Regions from separate parts of the Mus musculus genome. Here region 1 is linked to region 2. Evidence: chromatin contacts called from ENCODE Hi-C or POLR2A ChIA-PET data. All regions are on one chromosome and are shown on one strand. Each heading gives the region's core, a stretch centred on a gene start or an enhancer-like site at or near the end of the contact. The rest is flanking DNA. Distances are from core to core; before and after follow the strand shown.

The links. A loop is a pair of places that touch in the nucleus more often than their neighbours do. ChIA-PET counts read pairs that join two places held with the same protein, here RNA polymerase II (POLR2A).
Region 1: a loop to region 2 is called in a map of heart, with 2.6 times the contacts of the local background. The contact joins the promoter of Dtx3l here to the promoter of Kpna1 in region 2. A Hi-C loop is called at or near these places in 4 of 37 maps with a recorded cell type or tissue (T-helper 1 cell, heart and regulatory T cell). POLR2A ChIA-PET finds 5 or more read pairs at or near these places in 3 of 5 experiments (Patski and embryonic stem cell).

Annotation. Positions count from the first base shown.
Region 1 is chr16:35,937,553-35,940,318 of GRCm38, reverse strand. It overlaps Dtx3l (deltex 3-like, E3 ubiquitin ligase), which reads left to right and starts at 1,292. Exons shown (of 5, transcript NM_001013371.2): 1 at 1,292-1,625. The coding sequence starts at 1,442. Parp9 (poly (ADP-ribose) polymerase family, member 9) reads right to left here and starts at 1,849. Exons shown (of 11, transcript NM_030253.3): 1 at 1,259-1,849.
Region 2 is chr16:35,981,909-35,984,915 of GRCm38, reverse strand. It overlaps Kpna1 (karyopherin (importin) alpha 1), which reads right to left and starts at 1,553. Exons shown (of 14, transcript NM_008465.5): 1 at 1,408-1,553. Gm15564 (a long non-coding RNA gene) reads left to right here and starts at 1,587. Exons shown (of 2, transcript XR_001781900.2): 1 at 1,587-1,864.

The DNA of each region.
Region 1 (2,766 bases), core at 43-2,542, 44 kb after region 2:
AGTGGTGCGTCCCACCGGGCGTGTGAAGACTGAGGAAACTGCTTGAACCTGCACGGGCTGTGTTCTGAATCTGTGATAAACAACTCTGACCTAAGGATGTCTGGATAAAAATCTGAAGCTCTGGGAAATCGCACTTTCTCATGATTTTAACCTAGTAGCCTAAAAACTAAAATTATGAAATGTTAGACTCATGACTAACACTTACAATAGTCTCTGGGATGATCTGTAATGTCTTTGCAGTAGAAAAACACTGTACAACACGAGAGCACAGCTGGCCATGCCCATCCAGGAGTCACTCGAATACTAACCCCAAACTGGCCGGACAGGATCCGGGGAGCCTGCAGAGGGCAGTATTGCTTTCACACAAGAAAGACCTCTAAGGTTCCTTGGAGGCTGCAGCTGAGAGGTTGCTTTGGGGTGCACTTGTCTGTCTTGAGGCAAGCAGGCCAAAAGCAAAACTTCCTTTTTCCTTGTCCTTTTATATAGGCTGCTACCAGGACGCGTGACCCAGATTTAGGGCGGGTCTTCCAGTCTCAAAAGACCCAATCAAGAAAATCGCTCACAAGCACTACCCAGCTAGCTGGGGTTTTAGCTGATTCCAGACGCAGTCAAAATGACAACCAAGATTAACCATCACCTATGAGCTAAACTATGGTGTTAACCTTTAGAATTAACACACATAATCCCCACTTTATTTCTGTTGACGCTATAGATCTTACAGACCCTTCCTCTTCCTCTCCCTGGCCTGGAACCCAGCCCTCTGGACTTTAGGCTACTGCTGTCCCAGCCTAGAATACTTTCCTCCCCTCCCCCAACCCCTTAAGATACCTCTTGAAACCTGCTCTTTGGCTTTTGCTTTGTTCACAGGTACTGACTGCTTCTGTGCTCAGTTCCTCGTTACCTCCCTCTCTAGGGACTCAGGGAAGCAAGCCGATCTGTGCTATTCGCTAACTTAAGGCCCTCGAGCAGAAAATCCCTAAGGTGCCCAGCTAACAGGAAAAGTACAGGTCACCAAGCAGGTAAACTCTCTCCACTTGAAATCAGAACCGCATCTCAGTAAATACTAGTTACAACAATCATTTCAAAAAGTACAAACAGGTGAAACTCTTTACCCCTCTATTCCGCTCCACCCTTGAGAGGCCTGAACCTGGGATCCGGGTTCCCGCCAAACTTCCGATCCTGCAAGAATAGAAGGGCGACCTGCCACCGTAGGGAAACTTCCTCTGAGCGCCCACCGCCGAGCGTGCGAACTACTCACCGGGTGATGGCTCTGAGAGATGGCAGAGCAAGACAGGCGGCGGCTCTGCGGAGAACAAGGAGGGACCTTCTGGGGAATCGAAACTGAAACTTTGCCTCTCGGGTCTTTAGGGCAGGGCTCGCCTTTGCTCTTCCCTGTCTGTGCAGCGCCCCTGAGCCCCAAACGAGCCAGACGCGGATAGCCATGGCTTCCAGTCCCGACCCGCCGTCCCCGCTACTCGTACGGCTGCGGGAGTCCATCCCCAAGGCGCACAGGAAGCTCGAGATATACTTCCAGAGCCGGGCCTCGGGAGGTGGGGAGTGCTCTGTCCAGCCCGTGGGCCCCAGCGCCCCGGACACCTACGAGGTGAAGTTCCTAAAAAAAGCAGGTGAGCCGGGGCAGGGGAAACAGGGCAAGGCTCGGGTGCAAGGGTAGAACCAGCAGGTTTCCAAACCGATCCCTGCATGCTTCCGACGAGAGCCCACGCGAGTGTGGCTCTCTGTCTGTGGGAGAGTGCGGTCCACAGACTCCCTCCATCCCACAGTGGCGGAGAGAGCCTCGTATGAGTCCAGCCGCTGATGAGGTCGCGGTTCGACTCCATCTGAGAATTTCCCAGCAGACCCAGTTGAGAGAAGAAACAAAGTGTGGGGGTTGGGATTGAGGAGGAAATCCAGAACCTTGTGCACGCTAGGCAAGTGCTCCACCACCGATCTCGACTCCAAGCCATTTTAATGTTGTAAATAAAGATTCCGTTGACTTATTTTTAAGGACTACAAAAGTAATATATGACTTTAAAGAGGAAAGTCAAAGAAAAATTATCTGAAGATAGTTTGGTGGGGTTTGGTTTGGTTTTGGTTTTGGTTTTTGGTGTGTGTGTGTGTGTGTGTGTGTGTGTGTGTGTGTGTGTGTGTGTGTTTGGTTGATTTTAGAGACAGGGTTATTCCTTGTATCCTTGTCTGTCCTGGAACTAGCTCCATAGGCTGACCTCAAACTCGCAGAGATCCTCCTTCCTCTACTGGGATTAAAGGCAGGTGGTGCCACACTAATGTCCTCAATGGGGGCATTTTCATGCATTCTTTTCTGAGAGTCAGCAAATGAATATACATTCTAAACTTTTTGATCTTGTTTCTTTTGGGGGGCCGGGGGTTTCACCATTTAACTATACAATAACCATTATTCAATGTCATTGAAATGAGAGATTCAAAACCATTACAAAACATAGGTTTCCCCACCACCACCCCTTTGAGACAGGATCTTGCCATGTGCCATTGGTTGGCCTTGAACTCATAATACCCCTACCCCTACCACTACCATTTAAGTGCTAGATTGTGAGTGTGTACCAGCATGCCCAGACTAGAAATGTGATTTCTAATAACCAAATTATATTCCTATGCTAAAACTTAAGCTCCCTTCTTTAGAGTTCTGATTAGCTTCTCCTATCACCAGCCTGCTATTCCAGAATGCCAGAAATAACTGTTCAGGTCCTCTGTATGCATTTGACCAGGAGCCTACAACAGATACCACCAAGG
Region 2 (3,007 bases), core at 304-2,803:
ACATCATGAATACAAATTTATACTAACACCCGCACGTGCAGGCATGCTGTAACCCCAAACACTTGAGAGGCTGAGGCAGGAGTGTTTTGAGTTCAAGACAACCAATGTAATGCTAGGCCAGCCATGACTAAATAGTGAGACTTGTCTCAAAAACAAAGAAAAGGCAACCTACAGGCAAGAAGGTTGGGACTAGTTAGTACCTACTTTGATATCTAGACTGATGGAAATTTTGAACTGACTGTGTAGTTTCTGTGTGACTCTGAAATCCTGCCACCCCGAAGGCCAGGGCAGGATAAGAAGCTCAAAGCCAGCCTACCAAACAAAACCCAACCTCAAAAAAAAACAGGCTGGGCAGTGGTGGCGCACGCCTTTAATCCCAGCACTTGGGAGGCAGAGGCAGGTGAATTTCTGAGTTCCAAGACAGCCTGGTCTACAGAGTGAGTTCCAGGACAGCCTGGTCTACAGAGTGAGTTCCAGGACAGCCAGGGCTACACAGAGAAACCCTGTCTCGAAAAAAAACAAAAACAAAAACACAAAAAAAAGAGGAGGAGGAGGAGGAGGAGGAAGGAGGTGTTTGACGGAACTCTTTTAAGAGGGAAAAGGCCAGACAATAGTGTTTAATATCTCAAAAGCATTTCTCGGTGGCTGATTCCTATAGTAATTTACCAAGCCGAAGTTTAAGCCTTAAAATCAATTCATGTGAAACTTTTCATTGAAAAGTGGTTTGGAAGCAGCTGCATTCAACCCACACATTCTTTCTTGCCGATGTCCCTGATCCCAGTCACCCTCCAGTTTTCTGCTCCCAATGCGAGCCTCAGCTAAGGCTTGGCGGTTTCCCTCGCATCGCCGGCTCACACAGCCGACCAACTTGTCATTGCTATAATTACCACACCCCCGTCAGCAGCTCCAGGCCCGCGTAGTTATGACATCTGTAAACTGCAAGCCTCCCGTCTCCACCCCCACCTCCCTCCAAACACCGGCCCCGGTGGTAACCTGCCAACTCCCCGATCGGCCCCGCACGCCTCGGCCTCAGCCACCGCACTCCGCGCCGCCCGCCCCCGCCCTCAAGCTAGCGCGGCGCGCAGACTCCGCGCCGCCGCCCGGCGCCCCGCAGTCCCCGACGCCGCTTCCACCGCCGCGCCGCGCCGCGCCGCCCCGCCCCGACCGGCGTTCCTCACGGCGAGCACCAGCGTTCCCCACCCCCACCCCGCTCCGCCGCCGCGCGGCCGTTAGGACCGCCGGGCCCGTGACGCACCGGAGCGACGCGAGGGTCCGGTCCCCGGCGCGCCCGAGCCAGCTCCGGCTTCCGCCCGCGTCCGCCTTCGCCCCGGGGCCTCCCTCGGGTCCGCGGAGGGGGACCCAGAGCCGCCCGCCGAGGGGGAGGGGCCGCGAGGTGCCCCCACTCACCGGCTCCAGGCGACCGGTCCCGGTGCCACTACGAAGAGGGAGACGCTCGCTCTTGGCCCGCCCGCTGCGCCTCTTCTGCGCACAACCTTGACCAGCCGGCGCGCACCACGGCGGCGCTCACCAGGCCTCGCTCTCCGCTGCCGCTCACAGAGCCGCGAGACCCAGCTCAGCCGGCGTGCGCACTGCGCCTGCGTGCGGGGGCCGGCCGGCGCGCCTGCGTGCGCTTCTCCGCCGCCTGCCGCAGGGGCTGCCGGGAAGCGGAGTCTCCGAGCGTGGACGCCCTAGGCTAGCGGCGGCCAGGGAAAAGGCGGCGGCCAGGGCGTGGGTCTCTGCGGACCAGGTTGGCAGTCAGTAAAAGCGCAGACATATAGAAGTTATGGAAACAAACTTGTCCTTACTAAGCTCTTCCAGAATGGACGGATTCCCCCTCACATCAATATAGCTTCCCTCTCACATGGTAGGTACCTCACAGCCGAGCATGCTTATTGGATGAATGATGGCATGGTTGGAGGCTGAGGGAGTATTACAAAATACGTCAGTGTCTCACGTTCAAAGAATTCACATGCAACCCGTTTGCAGGAACTTTCTGGGTATTCTCTTCAGTTCTCACCCATCTTACCCGGTAATTTATTAGTATCATATAACATTAAATCGCTTTTTGAGCCTAGCATGACGGTAACGCACGCCTGTATTTTCAGCTCTAGGAAGTCTGAGGCAGGAGAATGGCGAATTCTAGACCAGCATTACTACGTAGAAAGACCCCTATCTCAAAAACGGCAATTTCCAGCGAAAATATTTGCGTTGCTATGAGAAGGCACGCTAAAACAAAATATTTAGGGAAATGACTTAACCGTTACATGATAGAATTTTTTTTTCTTTCTGGGGAGTAGAGCGGTGGCTTCAAAGGAACACTTTAAGACAGCAAGTAGAGGTCACAGGAAAATCACAACCACAGGACACGGTTTAACAAGTCAGTTTAAAAGGAATACTGAGGAGCACCGGACATGAATCTGTAGAACCCCCGAAGGGAGACCCTCACTCAAGTCTCAGGGATCGCGAGCCCAGAAAGCCACAGTCACGCTTGCTGCAAACACACGAGGTTTTTAATGGCACACAAACCAGCATGCTGAGGTCGAGACCCATACACCACGCAGGGGTAGAGGAGTCTGACCCCAACCCTATTTTCCAGCAGGTTTATAAAGGTAAAAACCAGAACCTAGGGGGAGGATGGGAGAGGAAACAGGGGAAGTCTAGGGGCGGATATTTACTTCAAGGCACCTGGGACATTGAAACATTTTGTGGTTGTTTTTCCCAAGAGTTCCAGGGAATTAGGCCATCTGGCCGGGGGCGGGGGCCCATGTTCTCAGGGCAGTCATTATTTTATTTTTTTACTCTTCATTTCCCCACTTCTTCTTGTGAGTAGCTCTAATCTTAGAGCGACCCCTCTTCTTCTTTCGGCAAAGTCAGGTACTGTTGTCGGAGCACCATTACCTGTACAACACTAACCCTGTCTTTTACAAAAGCCACTAACTTATTAAGAATGCAAGGTCCAAAAGTGAGCAAAAGCAAAAGGATGATTAGGGGACCGGCAAGGGTAGAA